Regions from separate parts of the Homo sapiens genome. Here region 1 is linked to region 2. Evidence: chromatin loops called from intact Hi-C (ENCODE). Cell type or tissue: ascending aorta. All regions are shown on one strand. Links, peaks and the distances in the headings refer to the core of each region. The heading gives the core; the rest is flanking DNA. Region 1 overlaps TPCN1 (two pore segment channel 1). Region 2 overlaps DRC10 (dynein regulatory complex subunit 10).

The links. Hi-C counts contacts between places; a loop is a spot of excess contacts. Peaks named below come from ENCODE experiments on the same cell type or tissue, not always from the same donor. Only the 100,000 strongest peaks of a DNase experiment are listed, where the experiment ranks them.
Region 1: a loop joins it to region 2, with 3 times the contacts of the local background. A loop is called at or near these places in 25 of 110 quality-filtered maps.

What each region holds. Positions count from the first base shown.
Region 1 is chr12:113,235,996-113,252,047 of GRCh38, forward strand. All of the region lies in intron 2 of TPCN1 (two pore segment channel 1), which reads left to right. Among named protein-coding and RNA genes, the nearest start is that of TPCN1, 23 kb to the left of the region's middle. RefSeq lists enhancers at 9,849-10,512, 10,513-11,176, 15,611-16,052. In ascending aorta, for the core only: no CTCF peak of the experiment used is centred there; DNase peaks (open chromatin) are centred at 5,826, 8,316, 10,006, 10,206 and 1 weaker place; H3K4me3 peaks cover 2,345 bases; H3K27ac peaks cover 8,000 bases.
Region 2 is chr12:113,187,978-113,204,029 of GRCh38, forward strand. It overlaps DRC10 (dynein regulatory complex subunit 10), which reads right to left. Exons shown (of 5, transcript NM_001330452.2): 3 at 12,603-12,836; 4 at 9,564-9,635; 5 at 7,469-7,912. The coding sequence ends at 7,598. It overlaps RITA1 (RBPJ interacting and tubulin associated 1), which reads left to right. Exons shown (of 4, transcript NM_032848.3): 4 at 3,333-4,391. The coding sequence ends at 3,840. Among named protein-coding and RNA genes, the nearest start is that of RITA1, 10 kb to the left of the region's middle. RefSeq lists enhancers at 3,515-4,168, 14,083-14,974 and a silencer at 6,127-6,421. In ascending aorta, for the core only: CTCF peaks have their summits at 9,135 (motif pointing right) and 9,335; DNase peaks (open chromatin) are centred at 6,004 and 9,134; H3K27ac peaks cover 4,287 bases.

The DNA.
Region 1 (16,052 bases), core at 5,276-13,275, 49 kb after region 2:
TAGATCCAAATCTTGAGGGTCTCCTTGCCTGCACTCCTAGAGCCATACTGAAGAGGAGCTGGACCTTCATCCTGGGGTGGCGGAAAAGCCCCGGGCACTTTAAGCAGGGGAATGACCATTGTTTTTCAGGGTAGTGTCTGAACATTCATTCATGCTGCCCTGGCAAGAGCAGTTGGCAATGATGGCAAGACCGGGCAGTGTGGAGGTGGCCCAGGGACACGGGGTGCCTACTGTGTTTTGCCTGAACTGTGTTTTAAGAGGCTGCATAACCAAGCAGTTGCTGTGCACGTACAGCTTGGCATCTGAGTCTCCCACCCCCCGGCACCCCATGTTTGTTACCTGCCTGGTGCCTGTAGGCATTTGAGTTTGTAGCCCCTGGTTGAATTCTGACGGTACAGCCCTTTGGCTGGACACCATGCAGCTCAGCCAGGGGAGTAGCAGAAGATCAACTATGGACAGGTGTGACTTAGGAAGAGGTGGAGTTTGGGGTGCTGGGGAGAGGGACCGAACATCCCAGGGAGGGGAAATGGCATAGGCTGAAGTAAGGAGGGGGGTTGCAGTGAGTCGAGATTGTCACTGCACTCCAGCCTGCCTGGGTGACAGAGCAAGACCCTGTCTCAAAAAGAAAAAAAAAAAAAGAAGTAGGAACTCTTCTGAGACCCACACCCTGGACGGGGCCAGAGACTAGCATGCTGGGGGCAGATTGGATTTGGGTGTGGTTACATGCACTCTGGGGTCAGACCCACTGAGTTTGAATCCAGCCCTGACTTCTCCTGCTGGGACTTTGGGCAGATGATGTAACCTCTCTAAGCTTTGATTTCCTCATCCGTAAAATGACACTAATATTAGTATTACCTTTTAGGACTGTTCTGAGGTTTATACAAGATAGCATGCCTCACACAACTAGCACAGTGCCTGGCTTATACAGAATGAGCATTGGGTGGATGTCAGCCATTATAATTAGGGTCAGGGGTCAGAGCAGGCATATCTGTTTTACAGAGTGCCTAAAATGCTGATGGCAGGAGTTTGGACCTGGTTGAGTTGGGCATGGGAGCTGCTAAATGTGTTTGGGCCAGAAAGCAAGTGATGACAGAGCATCTTCCTGCTGACATCTTGCCAGCTCGGGATGCTGTCTCTAGCCAACTTGATAAGCCCTGAGCTTAGAAACCCTGGGGTGGGTCAGCCCTGAATAGGGGTTACTTTTCCCTCTGGAGATTGAGAGGTGGATGGAGAGGAAACTGCCAGGCTATTCTGCAGTAGTAGGAGCCGGATTTGGCATTTTTCTCTCTGTGTCTGTCTCCCTGACCAGTCACTGAACTTCCCCAGGTCCCAGAAGCTCAGCTCAGTAGCTCAGTTCCTACTTCTTTTTTTTTTTTCTTGAGTTAGAGTCTTGCTCTGTTGCCCAGGCTGCAGTGCAGTGGCACAGTCTCGGCTCACTGCAACCTCCGCCTTCCGGGTTCAAGCAATTCTAGTGCCCCAGCCTCCCCAGTAGCTGGGATTACAGGTGTGCACCACCGCACCCTGTTAATTTTTTTGTATTTTTAGTAGAGACGGGGTTTCACCACATTGGCCAGGCTGGTCTCAAACTCCTGACCTCAAGTGATCTGCCCACCTCGGCCTCCCAAGGTGCTGGGATTACAGGCGTGAGCCACCATGCCTGGCCAGTCCCTACTTCTTAAGAGGCACTCAGGAAGCATCTGGACAATGCTGAACAGATGAGGACTTTCATAGGCTCACCTGGCCTGGGGTCTGGCCCAGGAGGGTGCTCTTTGATGAGAAACATCCCAGCGGTATTGGGCATGGAGGAAGCAGCTAGTGAAAGAAAAGCAGAGCTGATGGGAGGAAGATGTTTGACTGTGCCCAGCCCTGCCACATATCTCCCACTTTGCCCTCCCTAATCCCACCACACCCAGCTCTTAGGATCAGAAAGTACGTTGAAGTTCCAGGGCCACTCTCCTGAATAAAAAGTGTGGCTTCTGTTTCCGGCAGATAAGTTCCTGCTTTGTTCCAGTGCACTGACACAGTCCCCTGAACAACCCATCTTGGGTTGATCAGGAAGTTCTTAGTCTGTTCAGATGGCAGCCTACCTCTCATTTTATCATCCTCCTTCACGATAAAGCCCTGATGTTCTGCCTTTCCCACTTAGTGGAGAAACCTATCCTCATAGCCACACTTCCGGTATTGAGGAATTGGCATCTTGGAATACAGCTTGGGTATTTGGATGACAAATTATTAAAAATATTCTGATCTCTTTGCCCACATATTTTAGCTGTAGAAGCAAGCAGAGAGCATCATGTTACTGCAGCAGCAGTGCCGCTTATTTTTTTTCCTTAAAAAACATGATTTAGGGGTCCTAGTTTTGGTGGCTTCCTGCTTCAGCAGCATTTGGAAGACTTGCAGATATGTCCTGTGAGTGCCACGTGGGTGTGACCCCTGCTCCTTGGCCTGGCAACAATCCAGTAGCTGTATATTAGAGTGTCCTTTTTGCTACCTTAAATGACCAAGTCTTCCCCAGAGCCATTCTTGCTATCTCTTGCTATCCACCTGCCTCGGCCTCCCAAAGTGCTGAGATTACAGGCATGAGCCACCACTCCTGGCCCTTCCTGTTTATTTAGCTGAAGGCCTTGAGAGCCTTCCCTAACCTTTGAGGATAGTGGTTGTGTTTCCACAGTCTCTCATTCTCCAGGTATGCTGTTTATACCTCTTTCTCTGCTCTTCACGGCACAGAGACCCACTCGCTCCCCAGCACCGGGATGTGATCGATTTGATGATTGAATCAGAGTTTGCTTTGTGCCATGATGGATTGTGAGAAAATGGAGTTTTGATGAATTAGGTAATTTAAAATACGGGTGGGAGCCAGGCGCAGTGGTTCACCCTGTAATCTTAGCACTTTGGGAGACCAAGGCGAGAGGATCACTTGAGGCCAGGAATTTGAGACCAGCTTGGACAACATAGTGAGACCCCATTTCTAAAAAGAAGTTAAAAAAAGTTAGCCAGGTGTGGTGGTGCACACCTGTAGTCTCAGCTCCTTGAGAGGCTGAGGCATGAGGATTGCTTGAGCCCAGGAGTCTGAGACTGCAGTGAGCCATGATCACACTACTGCACTCGAGCCTGGGCATAGAGTAAGACCCTGTCTCTAGAAATACATATATACATATATATTTCAAAATAAAATATAGGTGGGAGGGCTAAGTTTGGCAAAGAATCCTTTCGTAGTATGAATAATACCCATTCTGTTCATCCAGCATCAAGCAGGGTTTTGTGAATCCTGCTCCCCCCAGCTAGGGCTTACCTGGTTTGTGAGTTTCTTTCTTGTGTCTCCCTGATGCCTGTTTGAGATGACTGGGCAGGGCAGGGCAGGAAGGTAGAGGCCTAACCCAGTGTAATGCCTGGGTGTTAATGGCTGTTGTTTTAGGTGCTGATGTTTTACACAGCTGTGCCTCTTTCTGGTAGTACAAGTTTTGCAAAGGCAGGGATCATGTCTCTTCTACACATATTCTGGGCACAATAATAGACATAATAGAAGTTGCATATCTGGGAGTGAGTCACCGGTTTCCAAAAACATCCAGGGTCCCAGGTGACTGTCACAGCTAAACCAGCCCCTGGAGCCACTGGAGGGTGACAAGGAGACTCATTCACATGTGATCAGACCAGAAGTAGCCCAGCAGGGCATGGCGTTGCTGCCCCTAGGAACAGCCTACTTTTTGGATGTTTGGGTCTCTGCTTCCAGCTTCGAACTCCCCAGGAGCCCACACATGTCCAATCCCAACCTTCCTTCCATCTAAGCTTCCCCGTCGCCGCCCTACCATTTGTAGACTGCCTGTCTCTCTTTTTTATCTCTCTTTTTGTTAGATTGGGATTTTATTATTTTTTTTTCCTAATTCTTTCAGCACTTGCTGAAAACCAGCTTGGGCAGAGCGACCTGTGCTTAGTGCTGGCTAATGGCTTGGAGCTGCTCCAAGCTGCCGGCTGCGCTGCCTTTCACTTGTGGGTGGTCGTCGACAAGCATGATGTCTTCTCTCTGTGACTCTCGAGGGGCCTCTCTTCTTGCGGGCTCGGCTGTTCACACTTGGCTGGCCTGCCTGGTTGTTTGGAATTGCAGTTTTTACTGCACAGCCTCGAGCCAGTCTGGTAGCTTCAACAGGGCGCAGATTTTATGAGTGCTAAAGTCCACTCAGCCTCCAGCCTAGTTGGCCCATTTGATTTTGTTGCATGTTGTTTTTTGCTATTTCCTCTTGGAGACCAGACGCCGTCCAGAGTGTATGGGGACACAGAAGTCTATAAATGGAGGTGGCTTGGGAGATTCTTAGGCTGTGATGAATGTGTGTCTATTGAGGAGTGATGGTACCTGCTGGTGTCTACAACGGTTGAACATTTTCTGAGTGTCGCGCAGTCTGCAAAGGATGGGGTTGAATTTCTGGCATCGTCTCTTGATAGCTGAACATCCTTGAATGAGGAGCTGAGCTTGTTTTTTCCTAAGTTGCAGTTTCTTCATTGTAAAATCAGTATATGATTGTCTACAGTCAGAGTCTCAACCCATGAGTAGGTAATTGAAGGACTTTCTGCATTGAGGATGTGAACCTTTCCTCCGTTCTCACATTCTTCCGGTTCCTCTTAAGGGATGTGAGTTGGTAGTTTGCATTTTCTGAAGTGTTGTAGCAGTTGAGGGACAGTAGTTAACTTCCTTGACTACCATTCCTGTTGTGTTGCAGGGAGAATTAAAAATCAAGCAGCTCCATCTCCTGCCCATTCTTTTTTTTTTTTTTTTTTGGAGACAGAGTCTCACTCTTGCCCAGGCTGGAGTGCAGAGGCACAATTTCGGCTCACTGCAACCTCGGCTTCCCAGGTTCAAGTGATTCTCCTGCCTCAGCTTCCCGAGTAGCTGGGATTACAGGCATCTGCCATCATGCCTGGCTAATTTTTGTATTTTTGTAGAGATGGGGTTTCACCATGTTGGCCAGGCTGGTCTTGAACTTCTGACCTCAGGTGAACTGCTCACCTTGGTGAGCCTCCCTAAGTGCTGGGATAACAGGCATGAGCCACCGCTCCTGGCCACTCCTGCTCATTCTTTAGGGTGGCTTCTTGATTTCCATTGTATTTTCCTTTATTCACAATGCTCCTTTTGGGCTGCCTTCCCCACCAACAGAAAGGGAAACTGAAGCAAAAGGAAGGGAAGGCCGAAAGCAGTGCCTGGCCATTGACTGCATAGGAATTCAGGGCCCTGGAGAAGTGGCAGGCCTAGGCCATCAAGCTCTCTGTGGGATGTAGCTGTCCTCCAGCTGTCACTTCCCCAATGTGCCCATGCTTGCTTCATGGCCGCCTCACCTCTTGTTACTCTTCTTCTGAACAAAGCCACCTGCAGCAGCAGCAGCAGCAGATCCAGGTGCTGGGGCGTGGCCAGTGTTCATGGAAGCCGGGTCCAGCCAGCCCCCAGGTGTTTCTGGTTAAGGACTAGAGCGGACTTTTGATCTGTGCTGAGTGGATGCCATCAGCTGACACATCAGTAGCCTTCATGCAGCTTGAGTCTCAAGCCAAACTTGTTCTTCCGAGCACTGGCTTTCTGCTGACCTCTTGCAGGGGAACCAGAGCGCACCAGTGCACAGTGAAAAATGCCTTTAATCTCCATTTGCTCTTCTCCGGCTCCCTTCCTTGTCCCTGGGTGTTTCACAATTAGCATTTCAGATGCTTCCAAGTGAATATGGAACAGATGTTCGCACAGGTGCTGTACTCTTCACTGGGTAAACAGTGGCGTTTGCGTGCCTCTGCGTGTGTGTGTGTGTGTGTGTGTGTGTGTGTGTGCGTGTGTGTGTATGAGACAGCAGGAAGCATAGGGCCTTTACAAATGTTTTTTAAAGCGTCTAAAACACTTTACACATGACGGGTACTCAATAAATACTTTGTGAGTGAGTGAGCAGTGGCAGGGAAAGCCCTTTGTTTCATAATAAACCCAGTGGCATGGGAGCAGGAAGTACAATTCCAAGTTGGGTCTTGAAATTCATGGACTAAAGAAGAAGTCATGTCCTGCCTCACCAAGAAATTACCCGTGGACATCTGGCAAACCGGGGGGCATGCTGTAGGGACAAGACACAGTTCTCCATCTCAGGAAGGAGGATTAGACAATAAAAATGACCGTGGCGGCCCCTGGCAATTTAATCTGCCTCACGAATGTGAGCTGGCCACGGCTGTGCTGGGAAAAGGAACTTGCGGTTTTGCCCATGCAGAATGTTTGCAGATGGGTTAGGGAGTTAGCCAGGACTGACCTCCTTGGCTGTGTTTTTCCAAGTAGCACACCTGATCAGGTTGCTCCACACCATTAGTCCCCAGTGGCTCAAGTCCAGGCCCTCAGCATGGCTTTCCGCCTGGCCTACACCCCCAGCCTTGCGGAAACAGTGGAGGGAAAGGTGAGGGCTTGGCTGCCCGTCGTTTCCTCCCTCTGTGACCTTGGGCAAGTCACTCAGCTTCTCTGGGCCTTAGTTTCACCCTCTGTAAACTGGGGATAATAATCAAGTCTTGTTTGTAGGGCCTTTGTACACTTAGAAGAATTAATTAACGTAAAGCCCTTTCAACCGTGTCTGGTGTGTGGTAAGTACTGAATGCGAATCGTGGCTGTTACCTTTGCCCACTGCGTCATCCTGGTCACTGGTCTCTGGCACTTTAAGCTTCAGAATTACAGAACCCTCTGCAGTTTCTCAGACGTGCCCTGCTGTTGAAGTCTCTGTGCTCTCTGAATGACTATCCTTGTTTCTAGAATGTGCCACTCACCCCATCCCCATCCACCCTGTGAATACCTCCTCATCCCTCATGCTTGAAATGCCAGCCCTGGCATTCCCCTGAGTTCCTCCCTGCCACTGGCCACCAGCCCCCACGGAGGGCCCTTGTCATCCCAGCCCATTTTAGATCTCAGTGCACCAGAGTCACGATCCTTCATTACCTACTGATGGAGAGTTCCATGAGGGCGAGGGCCATGGTTTCACCTTTTCTAATCCAACACCTAGCACAATGCCTGGTATACAGTAAGTGCTGAATAAATGTCTCCTCAAATTAAACCATATGTGTTTGCATGTAGGTGGTCAGTCTTTTAAAACTACATCTGGCCGGGTGCGGTGCCTCACACCTGTAATCCCAGCATTTTGGGAGGCTGAGGTGGGTGGATCACTTGATGTCAGAAGTTCAAGACCAGCCTAGCCAACATGGTGAAACCCCATCTCTACTAAAAATACAAAAATTAGCCAGGCCTGATGGCGGGCGCCTGTATTCCCAGCTATTTGGGAGACTGAGGCACAAGAATCACTTGAACCCGGGAGATGGAGGTTGCAGTGAGCCAAGATCGTGCCATTGCACTTTAGCCTGGATGACAGAGTGGGACCCTGTCTCAAAAAAAAAAAAATACTACATCCTCCCTTTTTCTCCCCAAAATTATCATGTGATTTATTAAGACTAGAGGCCAGGCACAGACTCATGCCTGTAATCCCACTCCATGGGAAAGCATGGCTCATCCCTATAATCCCAGCACTTTGGGAGGCCGAGGTGGGTGGATCACCTGAGGTCAGGATTTTGAGACCAGCCTGGCCAACTTTGTGAACCCTGTCTCTACTAAAAATACAAAAAATTAGCTGGGTGTGGTGGCAGGCACCTATAATCCCAGCTACTGAGGAGGCTGAGGCAGGAGAATCACTTGAACTTGAGAGGTGGAGGTTGCAGTGAGCCAAGATTGTGCCACTGCACTCCAGCCTGAGCAACAAGAGTGAGACTCCATCTCAAAAATAAATAAATAAAAATAAAAATAAAATAAAAAAAGTTTAGAAAGGTGTTCTCAAGGCAATGTTTGCAACCTTAGGATGTCTGTTGTGTGTTCCTCATGTGGACGGTTAGGAAGTGGGCATCTCAGGCTGCAGTCACTGCCCCCGATGATTTTGATGTGCTCATTTCCCAGCCCCTCTCCCTGCCTACATTCTCCTCTGTCCCCTAACTCCCAAAAGCCTGTTTCTGATCTGCACCCCTCCTGCCTTTCCATGTCTTTCACACTCCATTTATAGAACTGCTCTCCGCTTCCTTGCCCCATCCCCTGCCAGTTCCAGGCTCCCTGGGCCTGGCCTCATGGATGACAGTGAACCTCTCTGGACTTGGCCACTTAGGTCCCTTTCAGGTGGCCGGAAACAGAGTTAGAGGAGACACAGGGCATTATCCTGACCACTTTCACACCAGAGTCCCTCCCTCTAGAACAGGGCTTGACCCGTGGTACTGCCCCGTTGAGCCTTTCTTTTTCCCTTTCCTCCTTTGGCTTAAGCCTTTGGCAGGACAGATTTTGGGCTGGAGGCCAGCAATTCAACTGGGAGGGCTCTGTGCCAGTTCTTGCCTTTCTGAAGGTTGGTACATTTGCCCAGGGCTCTGCTTGGGTTTGGAGCCTTTACTAACGTGTGTCAATAATGCGGGTCCACCTTCCATACCATCTTGCAACCAATTATCAGAAAGAGAAGGCCTGAGCAGGGGGATGTGCATTTTGCTTTCTTTCGGCGTAGCATCTCATGCTAGATTTTTATCTGGGGGCCTTTGAAGAGCCAGCCGGCACAGAAGCATGGTGGCAACGCTGTGCCTGGAAAACTCATCAGTGTCACTCTGGTTTATTTTCCTCTCCTCTTTGAGCTCTTTCCCATGGTGTGGGGCTCTCAGTGACAACTGGCAAGCGGCGGGGCGGTTGCTCGTTGTCATTCTGGTAGGCGCTGGTTTCCGGAGGGCTCCGAGTGCTTTGTGAGTATTCGCATTTGTTTCTGAGATGCTGGGAGCACGGTTGGCACTGGTCCCAGTTTCTGGATGAAGAAACTGAGGCTCTGGGGATTAAGATCGTGAACTGTGGGGAGTGGAGGAGGCACAGCTGGAGTGAACTTGGGTGTCCAGGGTTCTGTTTCGTCTCACAGAGGATGTGCGAGGGTGTATGTGTGCATTTGAGAATGTGTGAGGTTGTGTGTGTTTAAGAAAATGAGAATGAGGCTGGGCACAGTGGCTCATGCCTGTAATCCCAACACTTTGAGAGGCTGAGCTGGGTGGATGACTTGAGCCCAGGAGTTCAAGACCAGACTGGGGAACATGGTGATGAAACCCTGTCTCTACAAAAAAATACAAAAAATTAGCAGGGCATGGCAATCCATGCCTGTAGTCCCAGCTACTTGGGAGGCTGAGGTGGGAGGATTGCTTGAACCCAGGAGATAAAGGCTGCAGTGAGCCATGATCGCACCACTGCACTCCAGCCTGGGCAACAGAGTGAGACCCTGTCTCCAAAAAAAGAAAGAAAGAAAATAAAAAGGAGAGAGGTTAGAAAAGGGGGCTGGGCGCGGTGGCTCACGCCTGTAATCCCAGCACTTTGGGAGGCCGAGGCGGGCGGATCACGAGGTCAGGAGATCGAGACCATCCTGGCTAACACGGTGAAACCCCGTCTCTACTAAAAAAAAATACAAAAAATTAGCCGGGCGTGGTAGCGGGCGCCTGTAGTCCCAGCTACTCGGGAGGCTGAGGCAGGAGAATGGCGTGAGCCCGGGAGGCGGAGCTTGCAGTGAGCCGAGATCGCGCCACTGCACTCCAGCCTGGGCGACAGAGCAAGACTCCGTCTCAAAAAAAAAAAAAAAAAAAAAGAAAAGAAAAGGGGTAGGCCCCTCAGTATCACCCTTCCTGAGAACAGTCATTCTCTGCTTTTTCTGATCAGAGCTCCCTCCCAGGAGGGGCCCTTTTATCCAAAGCGATCTCTGGCCCAGGCACCAAAGAAAGGCCCCAGTGGTTTACGCAGCCGGGCTGCCCCCTGCGCCTGCTGGGTGAGGGGTGGGTCGTGGAAGCCTTCCCCTCCTGCCTGTTCTTTCCTGCTCCTCCCCAGTGCATCTTTATAGCTGGCATATGGAAACTGTTTCTATTTATCTGGCACCACCAGGACGCTGCTGCATGCTGTGCTCCAGCAAACAGAAACCTTGGATTCCCTGCAGGGTCATTTCCGATGTGGCGTGCAAAGCAGCCAGCTGTTTCGAGGGAGCGTCTGGGCCCTGTGACATCAGCATGTGGGAGTGTTACCGTGTGTGCAAACAGGTCATTCTGGTTTGTCTGCCTGTCCTCTGCACCGGGATGTCTCTCCTGCTTCGAGTCAGAGTTTGCGTTGTTGTTTTGTATTCTCATGCCTGTCAGTTCAGCTGTTTCTTTCCACTCCTTCCCGTCCTCTGAGTGGTTTTACGTTCTCTCCTCCGGGCTGATTGCCAGGATTCAGGGAGGGAGGTTAAGGGGCTGGTGCCACATAAATCTTTAGTGGCCAAAGTCTGCAGGCCTGCAAGGCTGCGCCTGTCCTCTTGGTCTGGTTTTCCCAAGAGAGCTGTCTGCCCAGGGCACCAGAAGGGCAGGACAAAATGTTTCCCTTCGTGGAACTTTCCCCAGAGGCCCAGAACAGAGATGCAGAATACAGTCTTCCTGGTTGCCAAGAGTGTTCCTGGTCAGCCTCCTCTGGTCCTTTCTGAAACCTGCATGTGGAGCTTGCTGGCTGTGGGAGCCAGGGAGACTGCAAATCCTGCCCGCCTGCCCACGCTGCTGCTCATCTCCCTCCCTCCTATGTCCGGCCCGGTTGCCTCCCAGGAAAGGTAAACATGCAGAGGCAAGGGCTAGCTGCCGGCCTTCTGGAGGAGGCAGTGGAGGGCCAGCTTCCTGACAGCCCCGTGGTGAGGTCGTCCTGTCTTCTCAAGCTGGGCCCCTGCGACGTGCCCCAGTTCCTGCCTTTCCAGCTGGCCTGGAAGAACCCGTTCTGCTCTGGGCAAGAACAGTGCCAAGGTCAGAGGCCAAAGGTGTTGCTTCTTCCGTGGTCCGTAATGAGCACCAGTTGGAGAGGGCCAGCCCCGGCACACAGAGGAAGGGGCTGGACTGGGGTGATGCGGGGTGAGCCTGCCCGGTCACTTTGTTGGCTAGGATGCTTCCTGTGCTTTCTGTGCCTGGTACTCCAAAGATGCGAGTGCCAGTCATTGACCTGGAGGTTCTGCCCAGGGTCTGTGGGCAGTAGGAGGTCAGAACAAGGCACCAGGCCACTAGAGCAGGTGGGTGTAAACAACTGTTGGCATTCGAGGCTGCCCAGGTAGAGGTCCTGGAGTGAACCCAGTGGGCACGATGGGCTTCAGTGGGGCAGAGTGTCCTCTAGCTTCACACACAGTGCTGATGACTCAGGCCAGCTGGGGGCCCCTGCACATGCTCTTAGTTCCCACGTGGAGGGTATTCATTTTGAGGAAGCTGGGCCTGCCGGGATTGGTTCCCCAGCAAGCAGGGGCTCATTCTCCCAGAAACCACTCCATCTGCACTCACACCCTGACTCACCAGGCTCACATCCTGACTTACCAGGACTTGGCTATCAGCCTGTCCCCTTTGATCTGCCCCTTCTGCCCCCTGCCTTCCCGCTTTCTGGGCCTGAAATGTCCTCCTCAGAAAGCTGCCGAGCCTTCGAGCATACCTTCTGCGGGAACAACGCAGCACTCGGAGTGGGAGCATATCCATTGTCCCTTCAGCCACTTCTGCAACCTCTTAAGTGGGGAAGAGGGTTAGACAGCAGACAGGGCAGGGGATTAGCACTCCACGAGGTGGCCCAGCCCCACCCGGCCCCTGCCGTGCCCTCGTCTTGGCTGGTACAGCTGCACTGCTGCGTGAAGGCCACGTACAAAAGGAACAGAATGGAACTGTGGCTCCTCGCCTTCCATTTGCACCCTTTCTATAATCCCTAAATATGTAGCCCAGTTGCTCGTGCCTTGATGTGAAGGAGGCCCTTTGCGATCACCTGTGGCTTTCTTGAAAAGTCCCTGAGTGGCCAGTGTCACCCCAGGCCTTCCATCCCTCTCTCCGTGTGGAGAAATGAGCGATCATGCTTTGCCTTTTGGGACCACATGAGCACTCCAAGTCCTGTTTTCTGAGGTTGAGTGGTTAGAAGCACAGAACAAAGTCCGTCCTGGGAGGGGGAGAATTCGCTGTTCTTTCACCTTAGCTCTTGAGTCTTATTCTCCCCTTTCCCTTTCAAGGTTCTACCCTGAATTACTCTTAACACAAAACAGCCCCTCTTCCGCAGATCCTTAAAAGAAAGGTTTTTACAAATACAAACTTACCACATCACACCCCTTCCTAACACCCTTTGGCGCTGCCCACTGCACCCCGGGTGGAGCCCGCCCTCTTGCCCGAGGCCTGCCAGGCCCCACGGATGGCTCCTTGTTCTCCGCCCTCCAGGCCCTGGCCATCCTTAAGTGCCCCACGGGGGTGTGTGGAATCTTCAGGGCTAGCAAGACCTTCTATTTCACTTCAGTTCAGACATGTTTGCTGACCACTTACACATTGTGTACAACGCTGTTCTGGGGCCTGGGAACACCACAGTGACCAAAACAAAAGTCCCTGCCCTCTTGGAGCTGACATTCCAGGCGGGGAAACAGGCCCACGATTAAACAGATACCCTGTCAGGTGGTGACAGCCCCAGGAGGAAGCCTCAGCGCTTTGAGGGGACGGAGTGATGTGGTCTCACCTTGTAGGGGAGGCCAAGGGTAGCCTCTGATAAAATGTTTGTGGAAACTGGAAGGTGTGACAAAGCAGCCAAAGATCGGGGAGGCAGAGGCCCCAAGGCGGAGTGTTCCAGGCACGTTTCAGAACAACAAGGAGGTTAGCATGGCGGCAGCGAGGGGCAGGCAGGACGAGGTGACTTGGAGAGGTTGCGGGTCAGGTTCCACGAGACCCTCTGATCAAGGGAGGCTGGGGCACGTTTGGGGCAGAGGAGTGATACCATTTGGCTTAGTGTTCTTTAGGATTTTTGTTATATTAAACAAAAAAGTTACCTAAAAACACACACACGCACACACACGATAGAGGATTTCTCTGACTGGTGTCAAGAATAGGCCACAGAGGGAAGAACAGACAGTAGGAAGACAGAGAAGGGATTGTGCTAGTCTAGGGGAGAGCTGTTTTGGGCCACAGTGTGGCAGGGGAGCTGGTGAGAGCGAGGTCTTGTGGGCCAGGTGCAGCACCTATTTGTGGGCCTTTCAGCTGATTGTGGGAGAGGAGGAGCCTCCTGATTCCTGAGGCCCCTCCTGCCCCAAGATTCTCTGTTGGTGCAGCTGTTCCATTCAGCACCGGTATGGCCAGGAAAATGTGGTCTCAGTCACCCCAGGGCCTTCTCCTGCCCCCAGTCACTTGTGGCCCATAAGAGTGCATCCCAAGAGCCCTGGCCAATGGAGGGACCGTCTGTGCGAGAACCGGCCACGTGTTCTCTTTGATTTGGGTCATAGATGCTAAGCCTGTTTCACAGCTGTATGCTGTCCATCAGAAGAGACAGTGGCCGGCGTACCGCACGGCAGACAGTGGGTCAGCGGAGCCACCCCCTACATTTCTCTAGTGAGAGGTGAGTGGCAGATGATTGTATGAAGGAAAGCTCTGGATGGGGAGCCAGGAAGCCTGGATGCTAGACCTGGCGCTGTAACCAATTGGCCCTATACCATGGGGACATCACGTTCCCTGCCCTCAGTTTCCCCATCTCTAAAAGCTGGGCAATGAATTAGGTGGTCTCTAGGATCTGCTCCTGACCTGACAGTCGTTGCTTCTAAGACAACAGCAGAAAGTGCCTACAATTCACGCAGGAGAGCTACGCAGCAGCGCTTCCCATACTCTGCAGCAGAGGACCTCTACTTCCATAAAACACAACAAAAACGAAGTACTAGGAGAAGGAAGTGCCGCACAGTGCCACCTGCGGTGATGGCCTCTACACGCTGGCTCTGGTTCCTGGATGGTTCTCATCCCCGACCATGGCACACCATTAATGGACTGTGCAGACCATGTGGAATGACACCGCCCACAGTTAGAGTGGTTCCAAGCACAGACCTCATTTATTCTCCAGCTCCGTCACTTTCTAAATGTGGGAGCCCCCGGACAAGCTGACCAATCTCTGTGCTTCTGTCCCATCACCCTTCTTCTGAAATGGGGATGCTGATGGTATCCACCTCCTAAGGTTGATGCGAGGATGAAGTTATTTCACCTATAAAGTGCTGAGACTAGTGCCTGCCTCACAGAATTTGTTCCGCAAGTGTTTGTGTGTGTTATTTTAGCGGAAGCTGAGCTGCTGAGATTGGGGCTAGATTTGGGGGCTGCAGTTAATCGGGAGGTGGGAGAGGGACGCGTGTGCTAAAAAAAGATGCCATTGCCCTCCCTAAGCAGCAAGGAAGTGTTTGTGGAAGGCTTTTGGCGCCAGCAGGATCTAGGCAGCTGGGCCCTGCTCAGATTGTGGCACTGCCAGCTCTCTGGGGCAGCTCTGCAGTTTGGAGCTGCTTCTGAAGCCATCTGCACCCACCTGCCTGCTCCCCTTGAAGTCACCATATACCTGTAAACATGTAGATGCCACAAGTTGCAGGGGCAGCTAGTTCAGCTGCTCACTGGCTGGTGAACCTCTTCTCTATTGAAATGTCCATAACCAATAGCTGTGGAGCCTCTTTTTGAGGCCACGTGGTGATGGGGTACTCACTGCCTCTGTGGACAGGTGCCCCTGGAGGGCAAGGGCTGCCTAGTTCCTACAGTCCCCACTAAGGGCCCAGCACCTAGGAGCTGACCTTGGGCAGGGACAACCCTGGGAATGTCTGCTAAACAAAGGAGTAGATGAACAGGCCAGTTGTTGGTCTTAGAATATTTTCATTAAGAATTATTTCCCGGCCAGGCGCAGTGGCTCACGCCTGTAATCCCAGCACTTTGGGAGGCCAAGGCAGTTGGATCACTTGAGGTCAGGAGTTTGAGACCAGCCTGGCCAACATGGTAAAACCCCGTCTCTTCCAAAAAATACAAAAATTAGCCGGGTGTGTTGGTGCACGCCTGTGTGTTGGTGCATGCCCAGCTACTCAGGAGGCTGAAGCACAAGAATTGCTTGAACCTGAGAAGTAGAGGTTGTAGTGAGATGAGATTGCACTGCTGTACTCCAGCCTGGGCGACAGAGCAACTCTGTCTCAAAAAAAAAAGAAAAAATACATAAAAATTAAAAAATAAAAATAGAAGAATTCTTTCCGGCCAGGTGCAGTGGCTCACACCTGTAATCCTAGAACTCTGGGAGGGCGAGGCAGGTGGATTGCTTGAGCCTAGGAGTTTGAGACCACCCTGATCAACATGGCAAGACCCCATCTCTACAAAAAAAAAAAATTAGCTGGGCATGGTGGCACATGCCTATAGTCCCAGCTACTCTGGAGGCTTAGGTGGGAGGATGGCTTGAGCCTAAGAGGTTGAGGCTGCAGTGAGCCATGATAGTGCCACTGCACTACAGCCTGGGCTCAATAAAAAGAATTATTTCCAAATGGAGGCCAAGGGGAGAGGATCGCCTGAGTCCAGGAATTTGAGTCTAGCTTGGGCAACATAGTGAGACCCTGTCTCTAAAACTAAAGCCCTCTGTGCCGGTCCCTCATTTCTAGTTATTACAAAGCCCTTTCAGATCTAGCAGAAACACCCTGTGAAGTCCATTCCCGAGTCCTCGTTCCACCATTGGCAACACTGCTACGTGTCTGCCCTCACCCACCAGCCATGTGTGGTCTGTGGCCACGGGGCGCATGTTTTGTCTCTGTGTTGCTCGCTGTCCCGTGGGGGGGCTCCAGCCAGCTCCCTGCATCCTTGGTGCTCCATGGTCACCTGTTGCCTTCGGCGGCCAGCCCGTGAGGCCCAGGCCACAGCCCTCCTGCCTGTTAGGAGTTTGGTACAGGAATAGGGAAAAGGGAGAGGGATGTAGCAGCAGCCAGCTCTAAAGATCCTCTCCCATTGTTCCAAGGAGTCAGTCTTTTTCTGCAGGCAAGCCATGGAAGGATTTTAAGTAGTGGAGTGACACCGTGAGACTTCGGCCTTACCCGATTGATTCATCCTGCCTCAAGGCGTCTGGGTCAGGTGGTCAGGAAAGGCCTGGACAGTGAGAGTGAGTCCAGGTTGCTGCAGGCTTTTAGGTGAAAGACAAGAGGCCCCAAAGACCTCTTCAGTAGAGATGAGAGGGACGAGACCTTTCCAGACCTGGTGAGTTACAGGCCATGAGGAGTGAAAAAGAAGATCGGGTTAAG
Region 2 (16,052 bases), core at 4,568-12,567:
ACAGAAGATTAGCACAGTAGTTGGCTAGGGCCACCATGACAAAATACCACAGACTGGGTGGCTTAAACAACACAATTTTTTTTTTTTTTGAGATGGAGTCTCGCTCTGTTGCCCAGGCTGGAGTGCAGTGGCACGATCTTGGCTCACCACAACCTCCACCTCCCGGGTTCAAGCGACTCTCCTGCCTCAGTCTCCTGAGTAGCTGGGACTACAGGCACATGCCACCATGCCTGACTTAATTTTTTTTTTTTTTTTTTGAGACGGAGTTTTGCTCTTGTTGCCCAGGCTGGAGTGCAGTGGAGCCATCTCAGCTAACCTGAACCTCTGCCTCCCAGGTTCAAGCGATTCTCCTGCCTCACCCTCCCTGGTAGCTGGGATTACGCCACCATGCCTGGCTAATTTTGTATTTTTAGTAGAGACGGGGTTTCTCCATGTTGGTCAGGCTGATCTTGAACTCCCGACCAGGTGATCCACCTGCCTTGGCCTCCCGAAGTGCTGGGATTACAGGCATGAGCCACCGCGCCTGGCCACAACACAAATTTATTTTGTCACAGTCTGGAGGCTGGAAGCCCAAGATCAAGGTGTTGGCAGGTTTGGTTTCTCCTGAGGCCTCTCTCCTTGGCTTGCAGTTGGCCACGTTCTCACAGTGTCATCATAGGGCCTTTTCTCATTTTTTTTTAATCCTTCAATTACATGCAAGGGCCTTTTCTGTATACACACACACCCCTGATGTCTCTTCCTCTCATAAGGACACCAGTTCTATTGGATTAGGATCCCCTACCCTTATAATGTTATTTAGCCTTAGTTACCTTTTTTTTTTTTTTTTTTTTTTTTTTTTTTTTTTTTTTTTTGAGATGGAGTCTGGCTCTGTCGCCCAGGCTGGAGTGCAGTGGCACCATCTCGGATCACTGCAGCCTCCACCTCCGGGTTCAAGGAATTCTCCTGCCTCAGCCTCCCGAGTAGCTGGCATTACAGGTGCACGCCACCATGCCTGGCTAATTTTTGTATTTTTAGTAGAGACGGGGTTTCACTGTGTTGGCCAGGCTGGTCTCAAACTCCTGAGCTCAAGTCGTTCTCCCGCCTCTGCTTTCCAAAGTGCTGGAATTACAGATGTGAGCCACCATGTCTGGCCAGCCTTAATTACCTTTAATTAATCTAAATAATTAAGGCCAAGTGTAGAGACATTTGGGGTTAGGGCTTCAACATATGAATTTGGGTGGGCACAATTCAGTCCATAAGAACTGGCCAGCTAAAGTTAGGGTTCATTCTGAACCACAGGGACATATTTCAGATGAGAGAAATGAAATGAGAATGGGAATGATACCTATTATAAAAACAAGAATCAGTTATTGCCAGTTCTGTAGACAAGGCAGGGTCAGGTGGAGATTAGCAACACTGATACCTACAACATGGCTGAAAACACTGAGGTAAAGATAGGCTGCATTAGGAAGTATGGTGTCCATGAAAAGGGAGGTGACAACTCCTTGCTCACCTGGAGGGTGGAATTTTCTTCTGGATGCCAACAGGTAGAGGGTGTCAAGTGAGGGGTTGCATAAGAGGTAGAGAAGTTATTGAGCAAAAACCTTGGCACCAGACATATACAGGCATTAGCCAATGTGGTTTGAGCAGCTAAACCAAGTGGCAAAAGCTTGCCCTTTCAAAGACTTGCAGTTTGGGGATAGAAGCACTTTCAGTCCTGGCCAAAAAAACTATGGGCGTGGAATCTTGCAGGTATGCCGTGAATATCTGTTGAATAAAAAAAAAAAAAAAAAAAAAGGCCAGACAGGCTGACTCAGGCCTGTAGTCCCAGCACTTTGGGAGGCTGAGGTGGGAGGATCGCTTGAGCTCCAGAGTTTGAGACCAGCCTGGGCAACATAGTGAGATCCCTGTCTCTACAAAAAATAAAAATATTAGCAGGGCATAGTGGTGCATACCTGTAGTCCCAGCTACTCTGGAGGCTGAAGTGGGAGGATTACTTGAGCTCAGGAGTTCGCAGCTGCAGCGAGCGTCACTGCACTCCAGCCTGGGTGACAGAGTGAGACCCTGTCTCTTAAAAAAAAAAAAAAAAAAGGCCGGGCGCAGTGACTCTTGCCTGTAATCCCAGCACTTTGGGAGGCCGAGGTGGGTAGATCATGAGGTCAGGAATTGAAGACCAGCCTGGCCAACATGGTGAAACCCCCCCCGTCTCTACTAAAAATACAAAAATTAGCTGGGCATGGTAGCACATGCCTGTAATCCCGCCTACTCAGGAGGCTGAGGCAGGAGAATCGCTTGAACCCAGGAGGCGGAGGTTGCAGTGAGCTGAGATTGCACCACTGCACTCCAGCCTGGGTGACAGAGCGAGACTCTGTCTCAGAAAAAAAAAGAAAAAGAAAGAAAGAAAAGAAAATGGGCACGGTGGCTTACTCCTGCAATCCTAACACTTTGAGAGGTTAAGGCAGGGGGCTGCTTGAGTTCAGGAACTCAAGACCAGCCTGAGCAACATAAATCTGATCTCTACTAAAAATCAAAAACAAAAAAATTAGCTGGGCTTGGTGGCACTGTGCCTGTAGTCCCAGCTATTAGGGAGGCTGAGGTGAGAGGATTGCTTGGGCCCAGGAATTTGAGGCTGCTGTGATCTGTGACTGTGCCACTACACTCCACTTGAACAACAGAGTGAGATCGTGTCTCACAAAGAAAAGAAAAAGTGGAGGCTATAAAGACTAAGGTTATACTAATTGTGACTCTCAATTGCAAGTGACAGAAAACTTATTCAAACTGGCTTCCCCAGGAGAAGGCATGTGGGGCTCCTGTAACAGGGGCTCAAACTGTGGCTGGAACTGTCTGTCTCCACCTTAGTGCTGCTTTTCCCTGCATGCCCTTCAATCTTCAGTAGGAAGGAGATAGCCACAAGCTGCTTTGGGCTGACATCCTATCAGCTTAGCAAGAAGTAAAGTCAGGTGGCAGAAAGACATCTCTTTCCTAGTGGTTTCTGCAAGGTCCTAAGGCAGATTCTGATTGGACAGGCTTGGGTCATCTGGCCATTCGTGAACCAATCCATGTGGCCAGGAGGATGGAATATGCAAATTGTCCAGGCCTGGGGCACATGTCTGGGAATGGGGTCAGGATGCAGGGGCAGTGGATGTTTCGCAGGGAAAATCAGCAGAGACCGGGGGCAGTGGTGCTTAAGAGGCTGTGGCCTCGCTGTAGGTTTCAGACTGGGAGACAAGGACTCCTGGGATCTGCAGGCAACCCTCCTCTGCTGCTGCCATCCCAGGGTGGGTGGGAGAGCTGTTAAAGTTTTGAGGGGTTGTTCATCCCCCAGCTCATGGCGTTTATCTTCCATTTGCCAGACCCATCAGCCACACCCCGTCTTACTGTGATGAGTCGCTGTTTGGCTCCCGATCTGAAGGCGCCAGCTTCGGGGCCCCGCGGATGGCGAAGGGGGATGCCGCAAAGCTCCGTGCTCTCTTGTGGACGCCACCACCTACCCCCAGGGGTAGCCACTCGCCCCGCCCCAGGGAGGCACCACTGCGAGCCATTCACCCAGCTGGTCCCTCCAAGACAGAGCCGGGGCCAGCGGCAGACTCCCAGAAGTTATCTATGGGTGGGTTACACTCTTCACGCCCCCTGAAGCGGGGACTTTCCCATTCCCTCACCCACCTGAATGTCCCCAGCACTGGTCATCCAGCCACCAGTGCCCCCCACACAAATGGGCCTCAGGATCTCAGGCCTTCCACGTCAGGGGTGACCTTCCGGAGCCCCCTGGTGACTTCCAGGGCTCGCTCAGTTAGCATTTCAGTGCCATCTACCCCACGACGAGGTGGGGCCACCCAGAAACCAAAGCCCCCTTGGAAATGATACTCTTTCATCAGGGTTGCCTATGGGGCCACGGCGACAGGTATGGCCCCTTGCCAGGGTAGGAGGACATTCATCACCCAGGGAACCCCAGGTATTAAAGAAGCCCCTGTGGGGGCAGACAGACATAGCAGGGGTGGGCAGTGCCTCCCTTTATCCTGACAATCTCTAGTCGATTCTTGCCTTTTTCTCCCGATTGCGGATTTGGGGGCCACCTCTAAGATGCCTCTCTCCAGCCCTGTCTCAACCATACTCCAAATTAGTGCCAACCCAGGGGCCTGGCACCTCCCACATCATCCATTGTCTTGCTGCCAAGTGCGAATAAACGGCGTGATTGCCAACCTGGAGGGTCCCCTCTTATCCCTTCAAGCCAAGCTTCCTGCTCAGGATTAGTTTCCAGCTAAGTCTGCAAGCCCTAGAGGAGTTTTTCCAGGCTGTCTGTGAAGCCTGGGGAACACAACGGCAACTGGGAGATTTGTGAGTGAACACTGTTTCATCTTAATATGCTTCTGAATTTATTTTCATGTACTAAATAGATCAGCTCATCAAAGCCATGAATGTCACTTTTTTTCCCCCTCAGGGTAAAGGCCATTGTTAGGCCTGAGTTGATTTAAATAACAAAGTTAAATACAACAGATAGTACAAGGATGTGGCAGGCAACATGACAGCGGTGAGTGGGTAACTGAAGTTTGGGAATCTGGGGCTTCGGGAAGCGCTGGACTCTTCCTCCCGTCGGCTTCTGGCTAATGCCACTAACTTGTGGTTGGCCGGCTCTTCCTTAGCTCAGAGTACAGACAATAGTATTTTTTTAGTTTTGTTTTTAAGTTTGTTTGTGTGTGTGTGTGTGTGTGTGTGTGTGTGTTAAGGTGGGAAATAAAACACAATGGCTAGGACTTTGCCAAGTGGAGGGTCCAAGAAAGCCAGACAGTGACATGTGTGTCTGCAGAGCACTTAGGATGCAGCCCAGGACTTAGGAAAAGCAACAAAGCCTTTGCGCAGATGGAATTGCACCCAGATTGGGCAGTGTGGGCTGGGCTCTGGGCCTCTCCTTGCCCCCGTCTTCCTGTAAGGCACCTCCAGGAGGCACCAGGATTTTAGGGAGTCCAGTTGGAAGCCACATCATCTGGTTGGTACGTCTGCCTTGGGGCAGGGAAGAGTGGACACTGCTGGGGAGGGAGACCTGCAGTGCCCAGGACCAGTGACACACAGAAACACCTGTGGGGTCAGGCAGGCCAGCTGTGCTCTCATGCAAACATGCTTTGTTTTTTGTTTGTTTGTTTGTATGTTTGTTTGTTTTTGGTGTTTCTTTTTTTTGTTTTGTTTTGTTTTTTAAGACACGGGGCCTCGTTTCCTTGCCCACCCTGGAGTGCAGTGGTGCGATCATAGCTCACTGCTGACTTGACCTCCCGGCTCAAGCCATCCTCCCCCTCAGCCTCCTGAGTGGCGGGGACTACATGCATGCACCACCATGCCTGGCTAACTTCTTTTAAAAATTTTTTTGGACTGGGCGCGGTGGTTCATGCCTGTAATCCCAGCACTTTAGGAGGCCGAGGCGGGCGGATCACGAGGTCAGGAGATCGAGACCATCCTGGCTAACACAGTGAAACCCTGTCTCTACTAAAAATACAAAAAATTAGCCGGGCGCGGTGGCAGGCGCCTGTAGTCCCAGCTACATGGGAGGCTGAGGCAGGAGAATGGCGTGAACCCAGGAGGCGGAGCTTGCAGTGAGCCGAGATCGTGCCACTGCACTCCAGCCTGGGCAACAGAGCGAGACTCTGTCTCAAAAAAAAAAAAAAAAATTTATAGAGAGGGATTTCATTCCTTCCAGTAAGAAACAAGAAAAAAAGGGAAAAAAAAGAGACATGAGTCTCACTATGTTGTACAGGCTGGTCTCAAACTCCTGGCCTGAAGTGATCCTCCCGCTTCAGCCTCCCAAAGTGCTGAGATTACAGGTGTGAGCCACCTCGCCCAGCTGCAATGTGCATTTTAAACATATAGAATGTTTAAGCTTCCTGGAACTTTCACTAACAATTAGTTACTCACGCCCACCTCAGTTTTTCCTGAAACATCCATCTCTCTTTTGCCTTCCCATCTTCCCCTTTGTTTCCACAGACATAGGCCAGAAATAACCTCTCTTTCCTGGCTGGGCATGGTGACTCATGCCTGTAATCCCAGCACTTTGGGAGGCCAAGGTGGGTGGATCACTTGAGGTTAGGAGCTTGAGACTAGCCTGGTAAACATGGCAAAACGCTGTTTCTACTAAAAATACAAAAATTAGCCAGGCATGATGGCGCATGCCTGTAATCCCAGCTACTCGGGAGGCTGAGGCAGGAGAATCGCTTGAAACTGGGAGGCAGAGGCAGTAGTAAGCTGAGATCCAACCAGTGCACTGCAGCCTGAGCAACAGAGCAAGACTCTGTCTAAAAAAAAAAAAAACAAACCTCTTTCCTCCTCCCAACTACAGTAAAATCTGGCAGTAGCCCAAGGTGACACTAAAGGGCAACGGACACCAGGCTGTGGTGTATGTAAGGCAGTTGGGGGTGGTGAGGATGGGGGCGACTTACTTTACCATCTAATGGGGGCTGCTGCTGCTGAGCCCTAGGAGATATGCAGACCTGGGATATCTGGATGATTAGATTTTTTTCCAGAAAAGGGAGAGTGTTGGATTTCTACATGGTAGCCCTCAGTTTTTTAAATGCTGACAAATAATTTAAAGATAATTGTTCAGGCCGGGGGTGATGGCTCATGCCCGTAATCCCAGCACTTTGGGGGGCCCAGGCAGGAGGATCGCTTGAGGCCAGGAGTTCAAGACCAGCCTGGGCAACATAGTGAGACCCTGTCTCTACCTACCCTTTTTTTTTTTTTTTTTTTTTTTTGAGACAGGGTCTTCCTGTGTCACTCAGGCTGGAGTGCAGTGGCACAATCTCAGCTCGCTGCAATCTCGACCCTCCCAGACTCCAGTGATCCTCCTACCTCAGCCTCCCAAGTAGCTGGGACTACTGCCGTGTGCCACCATGCCTGGCTAATTTTTTAATTTTTTGTAGAGACAAAAAATAAAACATGGGGTTTTGCCATGTTTCCCAAGCTGGTCTCAAACTCCTGAGCTCAAGTGATCTGCCTGCCTCAGCCTCCCAAAGTGCTGCGATTAGAGGTGTGAGTAACCACTCCTGGCCTAAAAATTTTTTACTTTAAAAAAAAAAAGTTGTTTTAAATAATTGTTCAGCTCCCTGGAATGTGAGGCTGAGGGCTGCTGTGACCTCAGGACTCCCTCTGAGCTTTCACAGTGCTAGAGCAGGGGAAGTTGCAAGCAAATTAATCCCAGAACAGGGTTAGGGGCAGCCTGAAACCTGAGGCCCCGCTCCTCCTGGAGTTCCCTGCCTGCTTCTTTGCCCCCTATGGGCAGCTGTGACCCACACCCCGCTGCCCTGGTGAGTGATGTGTCCATCATGGCCATGGCAGCTTCCGGGCTGCAGCTGGGGTCTGGTTTCCCACTAAGGCTGAAGTAAGGAACCATAATCTCTGGGCTGACACCCCAGGCTGCACGCTCCTCATGGAAACACCATCTGTGAGCTGGACACACACAGCCCACAGCCCTGGGTAAAGAGATTTATTCGTAGAGCGTTCCCTTCAATGTGGCTTCAAATACTTTTTAATTTATTAAATAAAAACATGAAAGCCGTGAATTTAGTGCTCTCCATCTCGGGCCTTCCTGGCCTGGTCTCTGGGAAGATAAGGGTCAGGAGCGGGCTGGGTGGAGAGCTCATTTCTTGCCCTTGCCCTTCTCCTTGCCTTTCTGCTTGCCCTTCTCCTTGTCCTTTGCTTTGCCCTTGCCCCGCTTCTTCTTGGATCTGAGCAGGGAGCGCACCAGATAGCCCTTCCATAGGGCCTGGATGAGCGTGGCCGCCCGTACCATGCGCACCATCTCCTGCTCTGCCTCCATCCTTTTCTTGGAGTTGATCTCCCGCTCTTCCCGGATCTGCGCAAACTCTCCCACCAGCACTTTGTGCCTCCGCCTGAGCTCCTCCAGCGAGATCTTCTCCTCCCTGTGAACAGCGTCCAGATCCTCCAACTCCTCCTGGGGTGAGGGGTGGGGCTGGGGTCACCACACATAGAGTGCCTCCTCCCACCCTCCTCCCTGAGGCCCCCTTACCCTTCCCAAATGGTCTTCTGCCCCAGCGATGCCCCTAAGCTAAGCTGTTCAGCATCTCTCGGTCCCAGTGACATGGATGGGGAGAGGGGATGGGCTCCATCCTAGCTCTAGGAAGGACCCAACTGAAATAATTTCAGGAACAGGAAAAGAACATGGGCTTGTGAGTTGGGCAGACTTAGTTTTAAGTCCCAGCTCTGCCACACCTCAACTGACTTCACCTTTCGGGCCTTCGTTTTTCCTCATCTGAAACATGGGGACGATTCCGAAGCCAGGGGCTGTTTCTAGGATTAAATGACCCGATGGACACAATGTACTGGACATGATGCCAGGCACACAGTGGGGACACAAGAAATGGAGGCTGCTGCCATGAAAGCAGTCTGTTCCACAAGACACCAGAGGAGAAGGAACTTTCTCAGGCCTCAAACGGAGTCCCAGAGTTCTTCCTTATGTCTAACCATAGCCTCTCCTGCTGTCATTTACACCCGTTTTCCTTCCTTCCACTGATGTTTTCCCAGCATCTACAAAAAGCAGAGCACTGCCAGAGGACACAGAGCTGGGTGGACAAAGTCCCTGCCCGCAACCAACCCACAACCCTCATGGGACCCAGAGAAATGAGAGCCCCCGCCTGCAAAGCTCCCCTCTCCAGGCCCTGATGGTTGCCCAGGACAAGGTTCTGACTTGCCCTTCTCTGAAGAGCACACCTGGCTTTGGCTCACTCCAGCGCATATTACCTCCAGTGCTCTCCAGTGCTCCCCAGTCCTCCCTGGCCCCTGGGTTGGAGCCATGGGCCACCAATGTTATCCCAGTGCTGGGTGAAGGGTTTGGGCGTGTCTCGATTTGAAGGTTACCACCCCCTGAGCACTTCCCTCCAGGCCAGACCCTGTGCTGGGCACACACACTTGCAGCCATGGTGTCTCACCGAATCCCCGCCATGGTCCCAAAATGGGAATTACTGCCTTTGCTAATCAGATGCAGAAACGGGCTTGGGAAGGTCAAGTACCTTGCTTAAGGCCACACAGCTGGCACATCTCAGGTGCTCAATAAAAACTGGCTGAGTGACTGAGTGATGCAGTGGAGGCAGGCTCCCATCTGAGTCTGTGGGAAGGAGCCCCACCTTGTAGGGGTGCTGGCAGGAGCCCATCCAGAGGAGTATGGGATGTGGACACTAGATGGAGCCATGATCATTAGGCCCAGTGTCAGAGTGTCAGGCCCTTCTAGCCAGTCGCTTTTTTTTTTTTTTTTTTTTTAAATTAATAGAGATGGAGTCTTGCTCTGTTGCCCAGGCCGGTCTTGAATTACTGAGCTCAAGCGATCCTCCCACCTCAGCCTCCCAACGTGCTGGGATTACAGGCATGAGCCACAGCACCTGGCCTTGCAGCTTCTGGCTCTTTTCTTTCCCACCTCTCACTCTGCCCCAGGCTGGACAAACCCTTTAAACAAAGGGAAGTGCTCCCTGCAGAGAGGCTCAGAAGTTTGCCCACTCCATGGACCATCCCAAGGCTACTTTTCCCATTCATCCCATTCCTAGAAGGTCTTGGGAAAAGCATGCGAGAGAGACTTATTCAGCGACAAATACCTGCTTCTCACCCATCTCTGTATCATATTTCTGGATCCAGTTCTCGATTTCCGTTTCCACTTTATATTTCTTCTAGAAAAGATCCAATTTGTCATTGTTTGATGGAATATATTAACAATCAACAGCACTGAGCACTCTCTGCATCACTAGGCTCTGGCAGGTGCTTGACATGCCTCGCCTATTGAACAAGGAGGTTCCCTTTTCTCCATTTCACAGGGGAGAGAACTGAGGCTCAGACATGCTATCTTACTTGCCCAAGGTGACAGAGCTAATGGGTGGCAGAGCCTGAATTTGATGCCAGCAGCCTGGTTCCAGGACATCCTAGGCAGAGAAAGCAGCAGGTGCAAAGGCCCTGAGGTAGGAACAAGCTTGTGCTGTTTAAAGGACAGAAATCAGCCTGGCGTGGTGGCTTACGCCTGTAATCCCAGCGCTTTGGGAGGCTGAGGCAGGCGGGTCACTTGAGGCCAGGAGTTTGAGACCAGCCTGGCCAACATGCCAAAACCCCATCTCTACTAAAGATACAAAAATTAGCCAGGCATGGTGATGCACACCTGTAATCTCAGCTACTCAGGAGGCTGAGGCAGGAGAATCACTTGAACCCAGGAGGCAGAGTTTGCAGTGAGCTGAGATCATGCCACCACACTCCAGCCTGGGTGACAGAGCAAGACTGTCTCAAAAAATAAAAATTAAAAAAAAAATTAAAGGACAGAAATCAAGCCAGTGTGACTGGAAGGGAGTGGCGAGGAGGAAAGTGGTCCCCAACAAGGTCCAAGGAAAAGGCTGTGTCACAGAGGGAGTGTCAGCAAGAGGAGGCTGTATTCTCAGGAAAGGGTGAGGTGAAGCCACTGGGTGATTTAGATGCAGTGGAGGGACATGATCTAATCTTGTTTTTAAAAGATTATTTCCACCATAAAAAGCAGTGAAGCACTGATCCATGCTACAACATGGGTGAACCTTGAAAACACAGTGCTAAGTAAAACATGCCAGACACAACGGCCACAGAAGATTCCATTCATATGAAGTGTCTAGAATAGGTGAATCCACAGAGACAGAAAGCACATTAGTGATTGCCAGGGACAGGGGGAATAAGGGAATGGGGAGTAACTTCTTAATGGATATGGAGTTTTATTTTGAGGTGATAATGTTTTGGAACTAGATAGAAGTGGTGGAAGTGGGGGTGGCACAACATCGTGAATATACTAAATGCCACTGAATTGCTCATTTTAAAATGGTTTTATGTTATGTAAGTTTCACCTAAATTAAAAATAAGCAGGCTGGGCCAGTGGCTCATCCCAACCATTTGGGAGGCCACGGTGGGAATGGGAGAATTGCTTGAGGCCACAAGTTCTAGATCAGCCTGGGCAACAGAGCAAAACCCTGTCTCCACAAAAAATGATACTTTTTTTTTTTCTTTTGAGATGGAGTTTCGCTCTGTCACCCAGGCTGGAGTGCAGTGGTGTGATCTCGGTTCACCGCAACCCCCGCCTCCTGAGTTCAAGCAATTCTCATGCCTCAGCCTCCCAAGTAGCTGGGATTACAGGTGCATGCCACCACGCCCGGCTAATTTTGTATTTTTAGTAGAGACAGGGTTTCACCACATTGGCCAGGCTGGTCTCGAACTCCTGACCTCAGGAGATCCGTCTGCCTCAGCCTCCCAAAGTGCTGGGATTACAGGCGTGAGCCACTGCTCCCAGCCAATAATAATAATTTGTAATTAGCCAGACGTGGTGACATGCCCCAGCGACCCATGAGGGCTGAGATGGGAGGATCACTTGAGCCCAGGAGTTGGAGGCTGAAGTGAGCTATGATCACGCCACTGCACTCTGGCATGGGTGACAGAGTGAGACCCTGTCTCAAACATAAATAAATAAATAAATAAATAAATAAACCCCCTAATCCTACAGAGCAAGAGCCCTTAGCTTGGGCACCATGGGTAGGCCGGCTTCAGGGGGACTGGGCTCCCCAGGGAACTGTCCACTAGGATGTGTAAGTGCATCTGTGCCTTCTTTCTGGGGGAGAGGCCCGTGGCTTCCATCAGATGCTCAAGAGTGTGACACTAAGAGACTGGAGACAAGTATTAAAAAGGGTGCCTTTTACAAGGAAAGAGATTTGGAAGTTGGGTGTGTGCTAGGCCTGGGTCTTGGCTGAGATGATGAAGGAGAAGGCAAATGAAGGTTTTGGGTTTTTTTTTTTAAGAGGCAAGGTTTCACTCTGTTGACCTGGCTGGAATGCAGTGGCACAGTTATAGTTCACTGCAGCCTCCAAACTCCTGGGCTAAAGTGATCCTCCTGCCTCAGCCTCCCAAGTAGCTGGGACTATAGGCACACATCACAGCGCCTGACTAATTTATCTTTTATTCTTTGTACAGACAGGGTCTTGCTGTTGCCCAGGCTGGAGTGCAGTGGTGCAATCACAGCTCACTGCAGCCTCCGCCTCCTGGGTTCAAGCGATCCTCCCACCTCAGCCTCCCAAAGTGTTGGGATTACAGGCATGAGCCACCTTACCCGGTCAGAAATGATATTTATTGAACACTTACTATGCACCAGCTCTCTCACTACCATCTCATGTAATTCTCATGTAACAACCATTAAGACCAATGTTAGCATTTTCATTTCTGAGGTGTGAAATCGGCAGCTGGGCAGGAGTTGAGTAATTAGCCTGAGCTTTACATGCTACTTCTTCATTCCTTTGCAGGGCACCCAGCCTCTGACGATGTGGGTATTATCCCTGTGGGGTCTCAGGAGTTGAGGAACTTGCCCAAGGTCACAAAGCTGGCATGCAGCAATGCTGGGACAGGATCCCAGTTTGTCCCCTGTCCCCAGGCCTGTGTGCTGCCCCTTCCTGCCTCCCAGGAGACACTGGCTTGGATTTGGGCCTTCCCTGCTCCTGTGCCCTTCCCCTCCACCAAGCCACTTCCTGAGTAGCTGGTGCAGTCCTGCCCTGCCCAACACTGCTGGACCTCCAGGAGTGATGGAACAGTCCCACCCATCCCCCCCACCAGGGGCCCCCTCGGCCCATCCTCGCTGCTTCCCGGGGCACCTTCCTCAGCGCCTGCTCTGCCTCCCGGTTCTCCATGACCAGGTTGTAAAACTGTGACTGCAGCTGCAGGATCTCCTGCTGGATCTTGGCCACCCTGGCCTGTGATGCCCGGAAATCGGCCTTCTGCTGCTTCTCAGCCTCCTGCTTAGTGCGAACGAGGCTGTTCTCTGAGAACTTGAGCACCTGGTGCAGGTGGTTTTTCAGTTCTTGGATCACAAAGTTCTCCTTTTCCACCTAAGCCAGGAAGAGAAAGGGCTCCGTTAATACCTCCATGCCCAGCCGGGCACAGTGGCTCACGCCTGTAATCCCAACACTTAGGGAGGCTGAGGTGGGTGGGTCACCTGAGGTCAGGAGTTTGAGACCAGCCTGGCTAACATGATGAAATCCCGTCTCTTCTAAAAATACAAAAATTAGCTGGGTGTGGTGGTGCATGCCTGTAATCCCAGCTACTCGGGAGGCTGAGGCAGGAGAATCACTTGAATACAGGAAGTAGAGATTGCAGTGAGCGGAGATATCATACCACTGCACTTTTACTTGGGTGACAGAGTGAGATTCCATCTCAAAAAAAAAAGCAACTCTCCATATCCACTGACAGTCACCAGAGGCTGGCACCACTGCATCCTCCCTCAGGGCCAGGCATGCCACCTGGGTTATATCTCTCTAATCACACCCCCAACCCCACAATGGAGGTCAGGGACAGCCTGATTACAGACAAGACAACTGAGGCTCAAGGAGGTGGCTTCATCTGTCTGGGGTTGCCCAGCTGAACTGGGGCCTGAAGCCAGGTTTGTCTGACCTTGAGCCCACGTTCTTGGCCACCACTTTCTATTTCCTTGCACGAGTGAAGGGTACAAGCTTGTTGGATTGAGGCCACAGGGGAGGACTGGGACAGCGGCGATGCTCCTCCTGGGGACACAGCAGGGGAGGCCCAGCTGGCAGAGACACTTAGTGGGGTGCATGAAGGTGTGCGATGAACACAGGCTGCAGGGATTGCCACCGGGCTCTTTCTTGAGGGCCCATGTCTGGCTTGTCCCCTGCCTTGGGTGGATTCTAGAACAGGAATGGGGGTGGAGGATGAGACAGTTTTGTAAAGAAGCTCTCAAGGCTTCTCACTACACTAGAGTCTCCCTCTGAGCACAGCGGTGCTATGGCTGCTCACGCCACCATCTTGGGCTTGGGTCAGCTGGCAGCAGGCCCGCCGGGCATCTGCTCACTTCCTGCACACTGGGGGCAGGGAGGCAGTGCCTTTGGGGCAAGCCCATCCTGCAGGCAAGGCTTTAGGCACCAGGCGCTGGGAATATGATCGGCAGTCAGAGCTCTCCCTGTAGACTCCCCACACGTGCCTGATTGGTGTCTCCCCTCACTGTACACTGAGGTTCAATGACATGAAATTTGCCCACCTGGCAAAAATGGCATTTGAGCCCAGGTCAGTCCAAGGTGAAGCCCCAAGCTGGTTCTAGCACCTGAATGAGACCAGCAGGGCCACCTGTGTCCCTCTGCCTATTCCTAGATGATGCCCCTCCCACCTTACTAGTAACCTCCCTGCCCGAGGGCTCAGCAGCTGGTCCTCTGTCCACTCAACAAGTATACATCATGCCCCTCTTTTGGACAGGCTCACTGGGGACACAGTGGCAGGCTGAAAGAGACAAGGTCCCCCTTTTCTTGTGGAGGAGCCAGACCCCTCAAGACCACACAAATCACACACACATATGTTATCCACAAAGTCAGGTGAATGTTATCCACAAAGTCAGGTGAATGCTTTAAAGGACAAATTCAGTGAGAAGTGCCCAACCCAGCACCAGGGAGGGGGCTGTGAATAGTTTCCCAGGGCCTTGAACCTTTCATCAGTGGTGGGGGATAGAAACAGAAGGGCCTGTGGCAGTGCAGCCTGGCTACCCCCATGTCTGCTCTCCCCAGAGAGGCTGTGGGGTAGAATGTGGAGCATAACACAGCCCCAGTGACGGGTGGTCGGTCCTTCCTAGCACTTCTCTCTGCTGGGTGTGGCTACAAGATATGCATGGAAGTTCTGTGTGCCACCTCCACACGTGTCCTTAAGGGGCAGAACCAAGCCCTCTCCTCCCCTTTCCTCCTTCCTGCTGGCTAGACTGGGGGCCACATGATGGGGAAAGCTGGAGCAGCCATCTTGGCCCACAAGCAGAAGTCCCATGTTGGGGACAGCAGGGAAGTCACATAGAAGAAACCAGACCTCTGACAAGTTGGGGAGCAGAGATGCCACACCAGCTCCGGTGTTTCCACTACAGAGAAATACACTGCCATCTTGACTAAGCCACAGCTATTTTGGGTGTCTCTGTTATAGCAGCCAAATCTGTACTCATACACCATCTCACAGGGTTTTTGTAAAGATTTAGAGAGAAAATGTATGTTAAACTAAATACACTGTATGTGTGCAATATGACAATTATTATTAGGGTTTGGGATCATGCTACTGTTTCCCTTTTTTTTTTGAGACAGGGTCTTGCTCTGCAGCCAGGCTGGAGTACAGTGGTGCGATCTCAGCTCCCTGCAACCTCTGCCTTCTGGGCGCAAGTGATCCTCCCACCTCAGCTTCCTGAGTAGCTGGGACTACAGGTGCATACCACCACGCCCAGCTAATTTTGTCTTTTACGTAGAGACAGGGTTTTGCCGTGTTGCCCAGGCTGGTCTCAAACTCCTGAGCTCAAGTGATCCACCTGCCTTGGCCTCCCAAAGTGTTGGGATTACAGGCGTGAGCCACCACACCGCCATTTCCCTTCTTAACAATTCTTCTAACTGGTGTGGTATGCCTATAATCCTAGCTACTCAGGAGGCTGAGGCTGGAGGATCCCTTGAAGCTAGGAGTTTAAGACCAGCCTGGGTAACAGAGTAAGACCCCTCCCCTCCCCTCCCCACCCCTTCCCTTCCCTTCCCTTTCATTGAGACAGAGTCTCACTCTGTCGCACAGGCTGGAGTATGATGGTGCAATCTAGGCTCACTGCAATCTCCACTTCCTGGGTTCAAGCAATTCTTGTGCCTCAGCCTCCCGAGTAGCTGAGATTATAGGTGCACGCCACCACACCCAGCTAATTTTTATATTATGAGTAGAGATGGGGTTTCACCATGTTGGTCAGGCTGGTCTCGAACTCCTGACCTTAGGTGATCTGCCTGCCTCAGCCTCCCAAAGTGCTGGGATTACAGGCATGAGCCACTGTGCCCAGCTAATTTTTTTTTTTTTTTTTTTTTTTTTGTAGAGATGGGGTTTCACCCTGTTGCCCAGGCTGGTCTTGAACTCTTGACCTCAAGTGATCCATCTGCCTTGGCTTCCCAAAGTGCTGGGATTATAGGTGTGAGCCACTACTTCCAGCCAGACACCCCATCTCTAAAAAAAGAAAAAAAATTAATTAGGCAGGCATGGTGGCATGTGCCTGTAGTCACAGCTACTTGGGAGGCTGAGGCAGGGAGATTGCTTGAGCC